3 separate regions of the Homo sapiens genome follow, and regions 2 and 3 are each linked to region 1. A link is an interaction called in ENCODE POLR2A ChIA-PET data of the cell type or tissue named here. Cell type or tissue: Panc1. All regions are shown on one strand. Each heading gives the region's core, and the rest is flanking DNA. Links, peaks and the distances in the headings are about the cores only.

Region 1 (8,078 bases), core at 2,861-5,360:
AATTGACTCACAGTTCGATAGGGCTAGGGAAGCCTCACAATCATGGCAGAAAAGCAAGGGATATCTTACATGGTGGCAGGCAAGACAGAATGAGAGACAAGCAAAAGGGGAAACCCCTTATAAAACCATCAGATCTCATGAGACTTATTCACTACCACGAGAACAGTATGGGAGAAACCATCCCCATATTAAATTATCTCCCACCAGGTTCCTCCCACAACATGTGCAAATTATGGGAGCTACAATTCAAGATGAGATTTGGGTGGGAACGCAGCCAAACCATATCACCCATCTCTACTAAAAACATAAAAATTAAACAGGCTTAGTGGCTTGCACTTGTAGTCCCAGCTACTTGGGAGCTGGGGTGGGAGGATTGCTTGAGCACAGGAGGTCAAGGCTGCAATGAGCCATGATGGTGCCACTGCACTCCAGCCTGGGCGACAGAGCCCACTGTGTCTCAAAAAATAAATAAAAATAAAATAAAGCAATCTTCACAGAACACATATTTTGGCTTTCCAGAAAGAAACACAAGGGACCATATTTGCACACTAAGTATTTGTGTTCCATTCGATCAGTAGAAAAGGCAAGGCTTTGGAGCATTTGCTTATCCCTCACGCATTCCAAAATCCCAAAGACATCTGATGGGTTCCACTCAAAGATGACCTATAAGCTCATGCCGGTTTATATGTGGGCCTAAGAAGGCCACTCCATGACTAGGACAATGTTCAGGATATTCCTACTCTTTTGAAGAATCTGTTGTCCCTGTATGTCTTCTGTTTCTGTCTGAAGATCTATGTTTTCCCCTATCAATCACAAGAACAAAAGTAGCAAAAGTCATCTTATTTCTGGTTGTTACACGTAAGGAACGGAATGGCTTCTGCTTTCCAGGCTCCCATTAGAAATTGTGTTTCACTAGGGGTTTGCATCATTTTCTTTTGCCATTTGTCTGCAGTCATCCCACTTCAACTTACCAAGAGCCCTCCTGTTGCTATACAATGGCTTTTATAGGGTACTGGGTATGTCTCAGAGCCTCTTCATCCATAACCTTCCCTTGTCTTTTGATGTTCAGTTTCCATGGTGACAGTGTTAAGACCATTGAGAAGCCAACTGTAAAGCTTATGATAGACCCAAATCTCACAGTCACAGACACCACTCTAACACCAGGCGTGCCAGCCCCCACGCTAAACCTGCATATCAGCCAGAGTCTTGGCAGGTGACAGATGTTACAATCAAACTGGAGAACTTGAAAAAGGTTTAACAAAGGGGATATTTACAAAGGTGTGGTCAGGGTTCAGGTAAACCCACAAGGGGCATGCACTACCCTGAGCCAGCAACAGTGGGGAGCTGTTGCTTACCCCTAGGCCTAAAGAGGCAAGGGGTGGAGTCGATGCTAGAACCTGAAGTGAGTAGCTGAGTGGAGAGGGAGGGGGGCTTGTCAGGACCTGTGGCCTTTCATAGACAGACAACCAACAGTGACCTGGTAGAGAAGGAGTCCAGGGAATAAATACCCCAACCACACTCTCCTCCCACCCTCAGATATCCTGCTAAGTGCCCCCCGCACCAACTGGGCCCAACTTGAAGCAGAAGTCAAGGGAGCCGTTGCTGTAGCCATCGGGGTTAGTCTCTAGGAGCACAGCAGGGCAAAGGGTGGAGAATGGAATCGGAGGAGCATGTGGAAAATATTCAGCATATCCTGCCTGGGGGTCTCCAGGGTGACAGGGAAAAGATTTTCATTACAAAGTACATTAATGGCTGGGCTCGGTGACTCACACCTGTAATCCCAGCACGTTGGGAGGCCAAGGTGGTTGGATCATTTGAGGTCTGGAGTTCAAGACCAGTCTGGCCAACATGGTGAAACCTGATCTCTACTGAAAATACAAAAATTAGCCAGGCATGGTGGTGGGCACCTGTAATCCTAGCTACTCGTGAGGCTGAGGCAGGAGAATCACTTGAACCCGGGAGGCAGGGGCTGCAATGAGCCGAGATCACGCCACTGCACTCCAGCCTGGGTGACAGAGCGAGACTCCGTCTCGAAAAAAAAAAAAAAAAAAAAAAAAGTACATGAATGCTATAATTAAAAGCCATAGTAGTTCCTTCATAAGACCTGAAAATTACAATATAGAGATAAAAGATGGTTTTCAAGCCAACATAATAAATGCATAAGAAGAAATTTAGGAACAAAAAAGACAACAGCCTATTATGGGCTACCCTCAGTTACATTAGCTGTATTTATCCAAGGTCACCTCCTATTTACCCAGCTCCCCGAAGCCATGCTGGCTTTCTTGGTTTGGTTTTCCTCTTCGTTGTCACCATATTGTGAGACATGCCTGCTAAGTGGATGGAAGAATTAGATGACAGTCTGAGGCTACTAGTGAAAACTTTCAGTGGTATATAGAACAACTCTGGTACAAAATGATCTATGACACGGGAATATTTGGAGTTTCTTCAAGTAATGTTGAACCTGCTCAGCAAAACTGTCAATGATTTTCTATAATTACTTCTTATTGATTACAAATAAAACCGTAGGGCAATGGATTGCCCCGACTTAGAGCTCCATCCATTAATGAAACACGCATCTTCATGGCCAGGCACAGTGGCTCACACATGTAGTCCTAGCTACTCAGGAGGACAAGATGGGAGGATCCCTTGAGCCCAGGAGTTCAAAGTTGCAGTAGCTATGATCATACTACTATACTCCAGCCTGACAGACAGAGCAAGACCCTGTCTCTTAAAAAAAGGAAAGAATATACATATTCTTGCCCGGTTATTTCTATAACATAGCTGGGCAGAATATGTTGATACGTGGTTCATGATTTAACAAGGAAGAGAGGAGCAGCTAAAGAGACATTATCCTGGTATGAGAAAATGCCTGGGAAGAAGGAATTCAATTGCTACTGTATTGTCCTCTTCCTAGAGCACATGGGTTATTTACCAAGGAAGCAGAAGAGCAGGAGGGAGGTCTTTGCTCTGGAACCAGGATAAATGGAATGGCAAAGATCCCACTTCTCATAAAATCCTTGCATTTAAGGGGAGCTATGTCCCTAAGAGACAGTGGAGCTGGGGTGGCAAATAGCATAGTTTTTAAGTTCACAGTAGTAAGATCCAACAATAAACTATACAACCCAGAGAAATCAAAACCAAGTGCAAGATGAAGAGAAAGGGAAAATCAAAAACAGGGATAGTCCGGAAGCTATCCCTCAGTGTTTTTCTTACCCAGTGAAGGGAATAAAAAGGCTTCTAACCTACCATTTCCTACCACTGGTATTTACTTAGAGAAAGCATAACATTTTCATTTGTGTTGGTCTTTTTTTAGTAGCACTAAAGAACTTTCAGGGAGTTACGGGCTGCTCCCCATTTCAATCAGCCAATTTCATTCAGTAGGATTGTTTCCCATCAGGAGGCAGCCTTAAAGAACACTTCACTCCTTTCGGTTACAGAATAATAAAAACAGTGAGGAATTCACATACATCTTTCTCTAAATGCAAACAATAGTAAGAGCTAAATATCACAGTTGTAGAGAACATCGTGCCTCCTCACTCAAAAAATTTACACAACAGATTGAATGGCAACGAAGAGGGAACCAAGTGAGACAAAAACGGGAAGCTGACTCCAACCCTGTCTGTGTTAACTGCATTCTGTACTGGGAAGGTGTTGAATTCACAGGGTCTACACACCAACCTGGACTTGAAAAATCATCTCCCAGAAATACCTAGAGAGAAACAGCCATGAAAATAATCAGTCCTCCCAAATATTTTACTTTGTAGAACATCCTTCCCAAAAGAACACTGTCTGAAGTGGCCCTTCTATGTTGTTTAGCCTGGAATTGAATGCCTTCTCTTCCTGTTTATTAATCGCAAGGCTGGAGCTGGTTTTTTAATTAACTTCATTTAGGTCATGAAATCATCCATTGGGGACCTCAGACTGAACATCTCATTTTACAGATGAGAAAACTAAAGTTCACAGAGGTTAAGTGACCTGCTGCAGATCAGGCAGCTAATCAAATTGAGAGCAGAGCACAGGTCTATGGACATGGAGTGTAGAGCTTTTTCAGCCATGGCACTCCTGGGTCACCAGCCAAACACAGCCATTTAAAAAGAGGCTGTCAACAAGCAGCGCTGAAAGAAGCCAGTGATCCTGACATCTTAAGTTGAAAGCCGCACTTGAGAAAGATTTGGGAACTCTGGGCATGTGATGCCATTGTGACTGAGGTTACCAACAGATTCCCACATCAGAGCTGGATGTGTCCAATATCCATGTGCTACCAATGCTGTGCTATTCTTCAGCCTGTAACCGGAGCAGGCAAACTCCACAGAGGAATGCAAAATGCCGTTTGTTTACCTTGGGATGATACATACACTCAGAAGGGTTGGTTTGGCTTGGTTTCAAGCAGGCTGCACGGAAGTCAATAGCAGATTATGGTATATAAACTACAGATTCAGAAAACTAAGAGAAAGCCTTTAGAAGACAATTATGCAGTTGCTGTAACAAGAAGTAAAGAAATTGACCCTACATATATTCTTATAATATATCTAGACGAGGGATTGTTATTTTTTTAAAAAATCAACTTCTGATTATCCCTCTCTGTCTCCCTTCTTCTCTCCCTTGTCCCATTCCATCTCCCTATTATGCCATGAAGGCAAGAGTGACTCCAATGTCAACTTCTAAGCACTCTCAAAGGAAGAAGGAGAGAAGGAAAGAAAAATAAAAGGAAGAAAAGTAAAACCCCCAAATCAAAGCAGAAAGTACATCTAAAATTTCAATAGGCTGAAAAGTTACTCATTTTTAATATAATATTATCCTTAATAAACTCACTAACTTTCATGTAAGTACAGAGTTTCTTCTTTGATGCAGGGAAAAAAGGCAAAAAGATTTCCCAGACAGGCTAAGGGCCAAAGGAATTAAAAGAGCGAGCCAAGAATGAAAATTCCAGTCATCTTAGTTGCTCTGCTTAGAGAATGTTACCCTTTCCTCCTAATTAGCTAGCCAAACACCATTAATTTTTACAAACACACCAAAGATCAGTATCCGAGCCCCTTCCTTCAATTCTTTCCAAGTAAAATCAGTTGCTAGAAAAGAACAAGCCTGGAAGTTTGGGAATCTCCTGCTCTTTCCTTAGTAAGAACCCATTTAGTGAAACCAAACAAAAACAAATTACACTTCTTAAAAGACACGTATTTCCTAAAAATGCCTCCTCCCTGATAAGCGATCCAGGCTAACGTTGCAGCTCAGATTACCCTCCCTTGGCACAGTGGGTAAAACTGCCTGGCTGCTCACACACAAAGTCAGGTCGCCAAGGAAAAGAAGGTGCAGAGGGAACCAGCAAGCAGTTCAAAGAGGTCAACAACGTTCTTCCTGACCTCAGCCCTCACCGTGACTTTTCCTTTTCATAAGAAACATACAGCAATATACTTAATACATAGAGCGTTTGGCTATTGAAAGTTAAAAATTGAAGTACATATATCTAAAAAAAAATTTCTTCTGAACACTGATTTTTCATTTGCAATCAAAGATTATACTTCCATTTGCAAGAATTATTTCATTTGCATAAGGAAAATGTTACTAGAAGTATACACAGAAATAAACCTAAAAAACATCAACATGTTATACACTGCCCTAGACATTTGTCCTAAGAGTTAGGGACACAGGTCAGCACAATCAGATTCCACTAGGCCATCGTAGGGATCCAGGTCGCAGAAATTCTGTCTGTCTCTACCTTCTCCCGCTATTTGCTAACCCAAACAATCAAGTGTTTCCACAAAATGGTATTGTGAGAATAGGGAAGGAAATCTCTCTGGCACTCTGAGAAACACACTTTCCACCCATCCCAAGAGCTGACATTATATGTCTCAGACAATGATCTGGAGTCCTCCAGGCCAGGGAAGTAACTATCCAATAAGAAGTGGAGAAAATACAGAAGCTTTTGTCATCATCTGGCATGTTCCTCCATATAAGGAAAATTCTATCTTTTGCGGCCAGTGTTTCTGCAGCTCTGGTTGCCACTCTTCTGCTATATTAGCTAAGTAAGGTAGGTAGATGCATGAGAGGTATAAGAGTTTTTCACAGTTAGTGTTCTCAAATTGGTAGAGAGAAACACACACACACACACACACACACACACACACACCCCTCCCCACAGCCTCAAAGAGAAAAAAAAGAAAACGAGTGTTAAGGTAGAACTTTTCCTCTGATTTGTCTTATGTGGGGACCACTATCTCCTGAACTTACAACGGATGTTTTCTTAAGGGTAGTAAGTTTTCTTCCACTTGATATACTTCATCTGAACACACATGCTAACTGTTAAGATCAGTACACTTTTCAAGTTAGAATCATCTGGTCTAAATAATACCACCAAAGATTTGGGAATCTGAGGCAAAAGTGAGTCCTTTAAAACTCCAAGAACAAACAACACTCTACTTGAGAGGTTTCGTGCAGGTCTTCAATATTGAGTTCATGCTAGCTGCTTCTGCAGATGCCAATTATGTATAAATTTTACTATAATTGCTTGCACTGCCTGGAACTGTTAAAAAAAAAAAAAAAAAAAGCAGAAGAGCAGGAAAACACAGGAGAAACAGTTAGCTCCATTAATGAGAGCTGCCACATGAACACAGAGCTGACATGGAACTTATATTTACCATAAAGTCAAGTGTACATGTGTGCCAAATTTCTGCTCAGATCACTGCCCTAAGTCCATCCCACTGATGCCAAAGCATCATGGTATCTCATTCATTCATTCATTCATTCATTCAACCAATGTCTACTGAGCCCCTAGTACTGCCTGGGGCTGGGGAACCTACAGCAAATAAGACAGGCCTCCTCTGTGAATGATTCACCAGTGAAGTAATTTTACCATTATCATTTTTTAGGAGCAAGTGAACTGCTCTGTGCTGATGTCTTTGCTTCTACTCGTGGGAAGAAATTCTGAGAATCTTACAGCTGGACGGAAAGTCTATGGTCTTAGGAAATATTTCAGCATTATAATAAATTACTTGTGGTCATTCCTGTCTATCACCCAAATACAAAAACAATAAGACTGAAATCATGTAGGGAGAACACTGGACTAACCTGTCAGCTAGGATTCTTCAATTGCAGCACTTTTGACATTTGGGGCTGGATAATATCTTGTTTTGGGGTGCTATCATGCACATTGTAGGGTCTTTAGCAACATCCCTGGGCCTCTACCTAGTAGATGCCAGTAGCACCCCTCTCCCAGTTGTGATAAAAACATCTTCAGTCATTGTCAAATGTCCCCTGAGGGGACAAAACTGCCTCCAAATAAGTAAATAGGTGAAAGTACTCATTGAAATAGATGATCAGCAGGGCACAGTGGCTCATGCCTGTAATCCCAGCACTTTGGGAGGCTGAAGCGGGTGGATCACGTGAGCCCAGGAGTTCAAGATCAGCCTGGGTAACATGGCAAAACCCTGTCTCTACAAAAAATAAAAAATAGTCAGGCATGGTGGTGCACACCTATAGTCCCAGCTACTCAAGAGGCTGAGGCAGGAGGATCGCTTAAGCCTGGGAGGTTGAGGCTGCCATCAGCCATGTTGCATCATGGCACTCCAGCCTGGGTGACAGAGAAAGACCCTGTCAAAAGGAGAGGAGAGAAGGGGGGGAAGGGGAGGGGAGGGGAGGGGGAAAGAGAGAAAGAAGGGAAAGAGAAAGAAAGAAAGAAAGGAAGGAAGGAAGGAAGGAAGGAAGGAAGGAAGGAAGGAGAAAGAGAAAGAGAAAGAAAGAAAGAAAGAAAGGAAGAAAGGAAGGAAGGAAGGAAGGAAGGAAAAGAAAAAGAAAAAGAAAGAAAGAAAAAGAAAGAAAAGAAAGAAAGAAAGAGAAAAAAAGAAAAAGAAAGAAAGGCAGGCACTAATGCCTCTTTAAGCTAGGATTCTGTAATATTAAAAATGGCAGGTAACTAACTAGATGGTGGAAAAATAAGTATGTAGAGTGTCCCTTCAAATAAAACTTCCAAACTATCAGCAGCCAGCCCCAAAGAGTTAAGTGATTTACTGCTCTCTCCATAGCCCACCCACCCCCACACACACGTTTTCTCTACTGTATAGTAGTAAGCCCAATACATAAACACC
Region 2 (5,289 bases), core at 1-2,500, 67 kb before region 1:
TTACATGGGCTCTCTTTTTACCATTTTAAACAGCTGCATATTGCTACAATTCAACCAAAGATTGTGCTAGTACTACATGCCATATGCCAAGTTGGCTGTACATTCGAAAGAGATACAGAAGGTAGGTCTCTTCCTTTCCTTTCTCTCACTATCTCTAGCAAGATGAAAACACTCCGCATATGTATTGTATTTGTTGGGATTTGGAGGAGATTAGAGGGTGGACAGGAAGGAAAATATTTAGAACTTAAATTCTTCTTGGTTTTGGATCTGGATTACACAATATTTCCTCTTCCTGAATAACGTATACTAAGAGCACTGAGCATTTACCAATATGCTTCATTGGCCATTAAATTTGCACACAGGAAAAAAAGCAACTAAGCCACAAGATGAGCATTCAGCCATAGCATCCACAATTGAGAACTAGGTGGGCAAAAATCAAAGGAAAAAATGAAGAGAAACAAATGAATGTTGACCCATTAATGAGGCTAACAATATTTACTGAGCATCTGCAATATGCGAAGTATCACCTTCAAGGAGCCACAAGTGGTATAGAGATCAAAGATACCTAAACTAAGCCCTCAACAACCTTACATCTAAGTAGACCAAACAGCACAAGGACCTAAATAACTCTAAAACAAGGCAGAAAGGGATTGGAATCAGAGATACCGACCAAACGGTATGAAGATTCAAAGGAAGGAATGCTTGCCGCTCAGCAAGAGAGATAAGGTGAGCTTCAAGTCTAATGTGGTCCTCACGACTACAGGAGGAGTTACAGGAGGTTGGCTGGGCTCAACATCTTTTCAGCAGCTGCTGCCACATATAGAAAAATGAACTGGATCACTCTTGGTATGTAGATATAGAAGTTAACCAGGAAATGTGTTGGATCCTGTTTGCATCTTCTTTAAACTCTTAAAATAGACCAATTGAACCACGATCTATGTGAAATCAAGTTCAGTTGAAGTATTACTAAACAATTAACTTCACTTAGTATTCCCATCATGGATAGCACTGGACCAATTGGTGACCTCAAAGATTAGACAGTTTTTTAAATTAATTAATAAATTAATTAATATTTATTTATTTATTTTTGAGACAGGGTCTCACTCTGTCACCCAGGCTGGAGTGCAGTGGCACGATCTTGGCTCACTGCAACCCCTGCCTCCTGGGTTCAAGCAATTATTGTGCCTCAGCCTCCCAAGTAGTTGGGATTACAGGTGTGTACCACCATGCCCAGCTCATTTTTTTGTATTTTTAGCAGGGACAGGGTTTCACCATGTTGGGCCAGACTGGTCTTGAACTGCTGACCTCAGGTGATCCGCCTGCCTCGGCCTCCCAAAGTACTGAGATTACAGGCGTGAGCCACCGTGCCCAGCCTAGGCAGTTATTAAGTAGCCACTGCCCCTATAATGCCACTGGCTACCAAGTGAAGATAGAGTCTGTGCCCTTTAGGGAAAAGAGCCCAAGGAAAGGATAACAGAACATATCCAGCTACACACTAGAATCACATGATAGCACTTCAGGGAAAAGACCAATATGAAACAGAACTGGGAATTGTCCCACAAGGACAGCAAATATTAAACACCCCAGAATATTCTAGTGATGTCAAAAATGACCTTACAAAATGATCCAGGTCATGATGGACAGAAAGGGAGCTGGCTGAGCGCTAGCTGTGGCCCTAGCTATTTGACTTTTCTTCCCCAGCTCATCTTTATCCCAGGAGATCCTACTCTATGGCATGAGAATTCTCCCTCTCCACTTGGGCTGCAGACAAACCTTTGTGAGCTAGATTTTTCTGGGCTCTGTGAGTCATAATGTCTCTGATGTCCTCTGATTAATTTTGGTTGTTATCTATGGCCACAGAACTTGGATGAGGAAAGACTTCTAAACAGCAAACAAACAAAACTTGGGGGGCCACAGTAAGTCACTTACAGAAAGTGAATTTACAAGCCAGCTAAATGATTTCTCAAAGTAAAGGCCCTACCTTTCTTTATATAATGTTTGCAGACCTTTATGTTGTAAAGATAAAAGCAGTTTTGAAGATTAAGATATAGGATGTAAATAGAATGTACATATAGGATTTGTGTACATATGGGAAAACTGGTTATTTCACTTTGAGGGAATAGCTTTAATTTAATTTGAAATTGTATTAAGTGGTGGGAATGTAAAATGGTATAGCCACTGTAGAAAACGGTTTGACAGTTTCTCAAAAAGTTAAACAGAGAATTATCGTATGACCCAGGATTTCCACTCCTCGGTATATACCCAAGGGGACTGAAAACACGTTCACACAAAAACATGTAACAAGTGTTCATAGCAGCATTATTCATAATAGCCAGAAAGCAGGAACAACACAAATGACCATCGGCTGACGAAAAGATAAAGAAAATGTGATATATCCCTACAATGGGATACTATTCAGCCATAAGAAGGAATACGGTATTGATAAATGCTACCGCCTCGATGAGCCTTAAAAACATTATACTAAGTAAAAGAAGCTAGACACAAAAATCACAGGTTACATGATTCCAATCAGATGAAATGTCTGGAATAGGAAAACCCACAAACACCTAAAGGAGATAAGTCGTTGCCAGCAGCTGAGGAATGTGAGTCATCAGGGATGTTTTCTAACGGGCACAAGGTTTCTTTCTGGGCTGATAAAAATGCTCTGGAATTAGATAGTGGGATGGTTGCACAACTTCGTGGTTCTACTAAAATGCACAGGCTCGTAAATGTTAAAGTGGTGAATGTTATGGTGTACTACATTACATCTCCATTTTAAAATGTATGAAGTACCTTTACTTACCAAGCACTGCGTTATAGTCTGAAGAAACCACGGAAACAACTGTCCTGCCACTAAGGCACTTACTACCTGGTAGGGAGACACGCAAACAAACAGATACAAATAGCCAAGCATAGAGGTGCTTGGATGGGCATTTGTGTGGTACACAGCAGAGCCCAAAAGAGGAGAGGTCTGGAGAGACTCCACAGGAAAGTTTCACCCGAGCTGAATCTCCAACTGAACTTAAAAAAAAAAATTAATAATCCTTTGGTCTTCTCATGTAATATCAAACAGGGAGAGAGGAGAGCTAGGGTCTTAATCTAACACTACCCTCTGATTATACCATAGACCTTAGGAAAGTCATTTACTTCTCTGGACCTCAGTCTCTTACTTCCTACAAAAGTAAGGTGTTGGCTGGGCACGGTGGCTCACACCTATAACCCCAGTGCTTTGGGAGGCCGAGGCGGGCAGGTCATTTGAGGTCAGGAGTTCAAGACCAGCTTTGGCCAACATGGTGAAACCCCATCTCTACTAAAAATACAAAAATATTAGCCAGGCATGGTGGTGCATGCCTGTAATCCTAGCCACCCAGAAGGCGGAGGCACAGAGAATCGCTGGAACCCGGGAGGCAGAGGCTGCAGTGAGCCAAGATCACACCAGTGTGCTCCAGCCTGGGTGACAGAGCAAGACTCTGTCAAAATAAATAAATAAATAAATAAATAAATAAATAAATAAATAAATAAATAAATAAAGGTGTTGATATCAAAGGTTTATTTCTACCTTTGAGAAATATCTAGAATCCTCGTGCATATCATATCATAGTCTATCTAAAATCCTGACATACTTAAATCCTGATTCTGCAAAGGGTTTCTCTAGTGTATTCTGGGTGTGCTGCTTTCTGAGATTGAGAAAGGAATCTTCCTGCTGGCTACCTCTACACGCCCTAACAAACAGCACACAGACTATGCTTCCTTCCTGTTGGCAGCCTTCATCTTCCACCCCAGGGACAGAATCACCCATCTGCTGACCACGTATTCACCTTATATTACCTTCCTACTGGTAGCCTTCGTCTTGTAGTCCATAGACAAATCAAGCCTGTGCTGGCCACCTGTCCACCCCAATGAGTAACACACAATCCATATCCCCCCTCTTTTTTTTCTTTTTTTTTTTGAGACAAAGTCTCACTTTGTTGTCCAGGCTGGAGTGCAGTAGTGCTATCTCGGCTCACTGCAACCTCTGCCTCCCAGGTTCAAGCAATTTCCCAGCCTCAGCCTCCTGAGTAGCTGGGACTACAGGCGCCCACCACCATGCCAGGCTAATTTTTGTATTTTTTAGTAGAGACGGGGTTTCACTATGTTGGCCAGGCTGGTCTCGACCTCCTGACCTCGTGATTCACCCATCTCGGCCTCCCAAAGTGCTGGGATTACAGGCGTGAGCCACTGTGCCCAGCCTCCACACAATCCATATTCCCTTTCTGTTAGCAGCTTTGTCTTGTACCCATGGCCGTCACAGGTCCATGGCTGATTTGCCAAGTTAACAGGAGTCCATCCATAATAATCAGCACTGGGTCATGCCCCAGAATCATTAGGATCAAAGGATGGGAAATCAGGGATTTCTTTGAAAGTAAGCCACTCTTAGTAAGATTCAAATTTGTTTAAAGCCTGGATTAAAACAATGCCAAACAATAAACTTAAACAGACTGCTTTACCCTCTGACTTTAAATAAGATTAGTTTTTAAGTACATTTAATTAAAACGAATGGGGCATTGCAGCATATTTACTCACTCAAGGAAGTAATTTACATGGGAACATTTCATGTGAAAATAGTTACTTGCCCACATTCCTAGGACTAAAAATAAAATAAACAAAACAAAAAGCAACCATCAATAAAACAAAAAAAAAGCTGGACCAAGTAGATTCAGCCAGTGGAACTAGGTGAAAAGTGTCTTACTTCTACCTTTTTCTTTCCACTCTCAGATCATTGGGCTATTTTCCTTTTACTCGTATTTTGGGTAAATCATATCTATTTTACAGCTCAAATCGCAAATCCTACTTTCTCTTTCCCTTCAGTGATATTTCTTTCCTTTGAAAACTAATTGTATTTGTTATCTAGACAATTATTCAACTTCTCACACATTTGGGTGAGAAGAAGAGGGGGAAGTATTTATCGAGCTCCAACTAAATGCCAGCATTTCTAAAATACGTATTTTCTCTTAGGGCTCATAATACCGCTGCAATGTGGGTAGTATTATCCACATTTTATATACGAGAAAACTAAGGCTCGGACATATTAAGTCACTTGCCCAGGTCACAGAACTGCAAAGAGCAGAGCTGGACTTTGAACTTGGCAGCGAGGTCTGACCCCATAACCCTGAATTTGCAACCAGTTTGCTTTGCAGCTTCTCCTGGCCTCAGCTACTTGAAGGCAGGGGGACAATTTAATGCCGAATTGTATTCTTCGAACATAGTGATTTGATTTCTGCGAACATTCACTCATTCATTTACTCATCA
Region 3 (5,289 bases), core at 1-2,500, 210 kb after region 1:
GCCTCTGCCTTCCAAAGTGCTGGGATTACAAATGTGAGCCACCACTGTGCCCAGCTTCTTTTTTTTTTTTTTAGTTTAATATTTTTAGTAGTTCATTTTCATTGTGTTTTATAAAAGTATGAGTGTACAATAGATTGGGCATTTTTTAAAACTTGTCCTTTTCCACAAGTAGTTTGTGAAGCACTAGTTTATATAAATATGTAACATTTAAATAATGTTAATAAATTGTCAATATGATTTTCCAGTGATACCACTAGGATTCCCAGAATAGATAATTTCCCTTTCCTGGGCCAGCTACTATTGTTCTTGTGAGCTCTAGGAAGTATATTTGCCCCAGAACTTCTTTAGCATGGAACGTGAAACAAAGGCTCTGTTTTCAAGAGGTGTTTGATGAACATTGAATGGACCAATCAGTGACCAGTGACCCCTGAGATAAAAATGTTTCCTGAGTGTTAATTTATATTTCTCAGTGAAAAAAGAAATGTGGACACATTGGTGCACCTTCCAGTAATTTTGATCATGAGACTGAACGACAGACGTTGAAGACAGTTTTGAGTGGTGTAATTTACACACGACATTAACCCAGAGTTGTGTCCTTTACCCTACCACAGTGGAGTATGTCAGGGAATAATACACAGCGAAAAGATTCTCTCAGGGCTCTTCTCTGGGCAGAATATAGAGGTATAATTTGGTACTTGGAAGAGACATCCTGGACAATTTATGTACCCAGGAATCAGAATTGGCTTATTCATGACTTCTAAGGGAAGTCATGCATTTAAGGAGTTAGTTATTGCAACTGATGATAAAATGCTGCTGCTGGCAGAAAATGTTATTTTATGAAAGCTTTTAACAGAATTCTTCCTCCAGAACCTGAATGATAATATATTTAAGATTTCAATTGCATGTGTCATTTCCTTATTTTCACAGCCGTGTCCTGGCTGTGAAAACATCTTCTGCCTACAGTGACACCTTAACTGGAGTTGATAGGGTTGATTTTCTGCTGGTTGGTGACAAATGTGAAACCATGGAAAAATCTGCAGTTGCGGGCTGGCCCTGTCCCCAGAGACCAGCAACTCTGGGCCACAAGACTGCTCTTTTATCTATGACTAAAGAAACTAACAGGATGACTCAGAGGCCAGGGGAAAACATGCTCTAGGGATTTCTTCTCTCAGACCCCTAAAATGGGAGGAAGATTAATGGCTGGCAAAGTCACACTGCAGGTTATAATTCTCTTCCAGCAGGTTATAAAGGTGTACTGACAAACTCTGCAAGGTGGAGGAGATGAAGAAAAGCAAAGGCTATATGGCTGCTTTCAAAGCTGTTTATCAGAAAAGAAGATATCTCTCAACAAAATGACACCATGTCTAAAAATGCTTGCCTGGCATCCCTATCTGTTATATGCTGGAGTGTGAATTACATGTGCCTTCATTGTAATCAGAAAATAAAATGTATGCCCATGAAATATGTAAATGTTAGATATGAATATGTGCTTAATACAACAGACTGGCTATAAACTTTGAAATGGATCAAGACTAAAATTTTATATATGAGCTTGCCCTTCTGTTTGATGAATTGTATAGACTGGTAGCTTTGTGGATTCTATAGGTATCCCAGCTTTCTCATAAAATGTGGAATATTTATTATGTAATATCGACAGCAGGATATTAATATTATTCTAAAAACTACATACAAATGCTCCTTGACTTATGATGGGGTTGTTTCCCAGTAAATCCATCATAAATTGAAAAGATCATAAGTCAAAAATGCATTTAATATGCCTAATTTACTGAGCACCATAGATTAGCCTAGCCTACCTTAAATGTGCTCAGAACACTTACATTAGCTTACAGTTGGGCAAAAGCCATCTAACACAAAGCCTATTTCATCATAAAATGTTGACTATCTCATGTAATTTATTGAACACTGTACTAAAATTGAAAAACAGAATGATTGTGTGGATATTTGAAGTACAGTTTTTACTGCATGGGTATCGCTTTTGCACCATGCCACCTCTTTCTTTCTCCTCATATATATAAATATATATATATATATATGATGGGAGGAGGAAAGAGAGAGAGGGAGAGAGAGGGGGGAGGGAGAGAGAGGGGGGAGGGAGAGAGAGGGGGGAGGGAGGGGGGGAGGGGGAGAGAGAGAGAGAGAGAGAGAGAGAGAGAGAGAGAGAGAGAAAGAGCGAGTTGTCCCCCCTGGAATAGTTCTTGGTTATCAAAGATAAATTTGTTAGGTGAGATATACCCTTTAGCAGAACAGGATAAAATAAATCAGTTCAGCTACTGACTGAGATGTCATGACCAATCACAAACCAGATATGAACTTTAAGTTCCCGTGGTACAGATTAAGAAACAGATCAAACCCCAGCAACACTGAGTTTTGAGTGTGGTCTTAAATGAACTAGGAAAGTATTGTTTTCTTTCCCTTTAGAAACTCCATAAAGTAGAAGTAAATTTTATTTCTGGGGCAATAAAGGATCAGGTGTTCATGGTTAATTAGTGCTGTTGAAAAGTACGACAGTAGAATAGAAAAGAAGTCAGAAAATAACGTGTATTGTGGACATAGGATGTGAGTGTAGGTCAGAACTTATTCTTGAGTTTCCTATTATGAAGTTCATAGAGTAATAATCTGCAATCCAATGTGAAGAGTAAAAAGTAATTTTGGGGTTGGTAATCAAGATTTGCTTTTTAAAATATTTTTCTCTACTTAAAGCTAACCATAAAGATCAAGACACTTAGGCAGATATGCCTTGGCTCCAAGGCTGAGAACACATTTTTATTTTCTAACTTGGCCAAAACATTCAGATGTTTCTTAAATTGTGGAATAGATACCAAATCACAGATTAGAAGGAACATATCCAAACCTTCTCCAGCCAGCACCCCCGCCCCCATCAATTTTACATTTAAAAGCCTGTAAAATATTTAAAAAGAAGATCACGATTTTCTAAATTCAATTAAGTAGTAATAGGAAAGGTTGAAGCTTTCAGTTTTGAGATAAAAAATGACAGAGGGTAAAGCCTTCTTCCTCGGTTCGCCTCTAAGCATAGACAATGCTAAATAAGAGGCTTTTCATTCAACCTGGTAATGGGAGACATCCATCACCTCTGTCTCTGAAGCCGGCCTTAAACCCTTCCTCAAGTGGAGAATATTATTAAATGTTTAAAGAAAACTGAAGTCACAGAAGGACATTTCCCCAACCTATGATAGTGTAGATTAATCAAGGAAGACAATTTGCTCCTTATCTTCGAAATGTGAATATAAAATGGTTTTAAATATTCCAAATCCTCAGAGCCTACTTAAGAACAGATACTGATAGCACTTCTCCAAACTGTTTATAAGAATGCCTCTGTTTGCAGCAGTACTCAATATGAAAGTTATCTCACGTGTCCATTACTGAGCAATTGCATAATAAACGTTTGTTATACAAATGAATGTTAAATAACATAAAAACAGTCATAACTACTGTGTTATTTTGGCAGCATTAAAGACAACATTCGACCAACTCCAGAGTAGTCTGTTCTATTGTATTTGTAATGTATCCAACATATATAATCACACATATTTAATGTTATATTATAAATATTTATATTAATGTAATTTAATAAAAATTCAATATTTGTAATTGTATATATCCATTTAATTTGAGGCTTTATTAAATGCCCTGAATGTCCCTGTATAACATTCTGTACATTGTAGAGAATCAATTATGCCCCAAGAATGAATGTTCTGAGGGCTCAGGAGTAATTATAGGGATTTCTTTATGGACTAAAAAGGAAAAAATTCTAGTACTCGTATTTTTATATATTGTAAAATATCTTCATCCTCCCAGGCCTCTGCATCCTGTTCCCTCATTTCCACCTCTTTGCCCTTTAAAATGTTCACATTTGTCTTACTCCAAACTCCTAAGTTGAGGGAGAGAGGACATGCTGTCTCTTTTTGCTTATTAATGTGAAAATGTGCTATATACTTTTTGATAGAGAGGGTTGTGTGAGCCAGCAAATGCACTGGCAGGTGGACTAGTTTTTGCTGCCAAATGAGTCAGCTGAGATAGGAACAGTAATTTATTCGAATGGACATGGGTTGACAATGCCATAAAGAGGTACTGGTATAGCTTAATGGAAGAAACTGTCAAGAAAATGTAGGTTGAGCATGGTGTGATTCGGCAAGCATCAGAGTGTCTCCATGTCCACAAGTGTCTGCCCTTCCTAATCCAGGCCACTGTCTTCTGGATTCCTCGGCAAAAATGCAAATACCCCTAGAGGAGTGACACATCAAATGATTATCAGGTGTTAATATTATGTTGAAATCACTAATATTAATTTTTTTTTTGAGACGGAGTCTCAACCTGTTGCTCAGGTTGGAGTGCAATGGCACGATCTCGGCTCACTACAGCCTCCACACTGGGTTCAAGCAATTCCCCTGCCTCAGCCTCCCGAGTATCTGGGATTACAGGTGCCTGCCACCACGCCCAGCTAATTTTTGTGTATTTTTAGTAGAGACAGGGTTTCACTGTGTTGGCCAGGCTGGTCTCGAACTCCTGACCTCGTGATCCTCCCACCTCAGCCTTCCAAAGTGCTGGGATTACAGGCTTGAGCCACCATGCCCAGCCAAGATTGCTTTTTTAACAAAAGCAGAGGACATGGCGTCTTTGAGACAGAAAAAGACCTGGAATATGAACTGTTGCAGAGAGTCAGCCATGTTATGTTATCAGGACCTGATAACAATGCCCTCATTCTAGACACGATGAGTCTGTTATTGCTGTCAAGATCACATTCGCTGTTCTGGTGGCCATTTTATATTCACACAAAGCTTATATTGCACTCATGTAAGGCTCATTCTAGACTGAAATCCTCAAGACTTTTCATATAGGTTGACTCTAACCTATATTTTCTATGACCTGATCTTGAAAATTATTTTTTAGCATTCACATGTGAGGGCCTAATGGTCCATTTCTGTAAAAATTCAGTTGCATGTGGGTTAAATGAGTTGTGCTAATCACCATGGCTGACATATGCTAAGTGCTCAGAATTTACCATTCTGGAAGGTCTTTCTGTTCTCAAATGTGCTTACTCTTTTTTCCTAGCTTCTTGTCAATGGTAAATGATGTAAACATACTTTCTATAACTTCATCCAAGTCGATGATACTTAAATTTTTGGTCAGAACAGGGCCCCAGATGCTGCCCTGTTACACGACACCAAAAATCTCTTTTGAGTGACATTAATCCATTAAACAGCATCCTTTCCCAGTGAATATTCCATGTAATTTTTCCTACAATGCCCA

Evidence for each region. Peaks named below come from ENCODE experiments on the same cell type or tissue, not always from the same donor. Only the 100,000 strongest peaks of a DNase experiment are listed, where the experiment ranks them.
Region 2: POLR2A ChIA-PET joins it to region 1 with 5 read pairs; 5 of 35 experiments call an interaction of 5 or more read pairs at or near these places.
Region 3: POLR2A ChIA-PET joins it to region 1 with 10 read pairs; 3 of 35 experiments call an interaction of 5 or more read pairs at or near these places.

The regions. Positions count from the first base shown.
Region 1 is chr10:114,710,321-114,718,398 of GRCh38, forward strand. It overlaps a transcript of ABLIM1 not described here. Among named protein-coding and RNA genes, the nearest start is that of ABLIM1, 56 kb to the left of the region's middle. RefSeq lists an enhancer at 1,444-1,943. In Panc1, for the core only: no CTCF peak of the experiment used is centred there; DNase peaks (open chromatin) are centred at 3,983 and 4,301; H3K4me3 peaks cover 2,500 bases; H3K27ac peaks cover 2,500 bases.
Region 2 is chr10:114,645,925-114,651,213 of GRCh38, forward strand. The region is part of intron 1 of ABLIM1 (actin binding LIM protein 1); the gene reads right to left. Among named protein-coding and RNA genes, the nearest start is that of ABLIM1, 9.7 kb to the right of the region's middle. In Panc1, for the core only: no CTCF peak of the experiment used is centred there; no DNase peak of the experiment used is centred there; H3K4me3 peaks cover 325 bases; H3K27ac peaks cover 2,500 bases.
Region 3 is chr10:114,924,978-114,930,266 of GRCh38, forward strand. No RefSeq gene overlaps it. Among named protein-coding and RNA genes, the nearest start is that of TRUB1, 11 kb to the right of the region's middle. In Panc1, for the core only: no CTCF peak of the experiment used is centred there; a DNase peak (open chromatin) is centred at 1,051.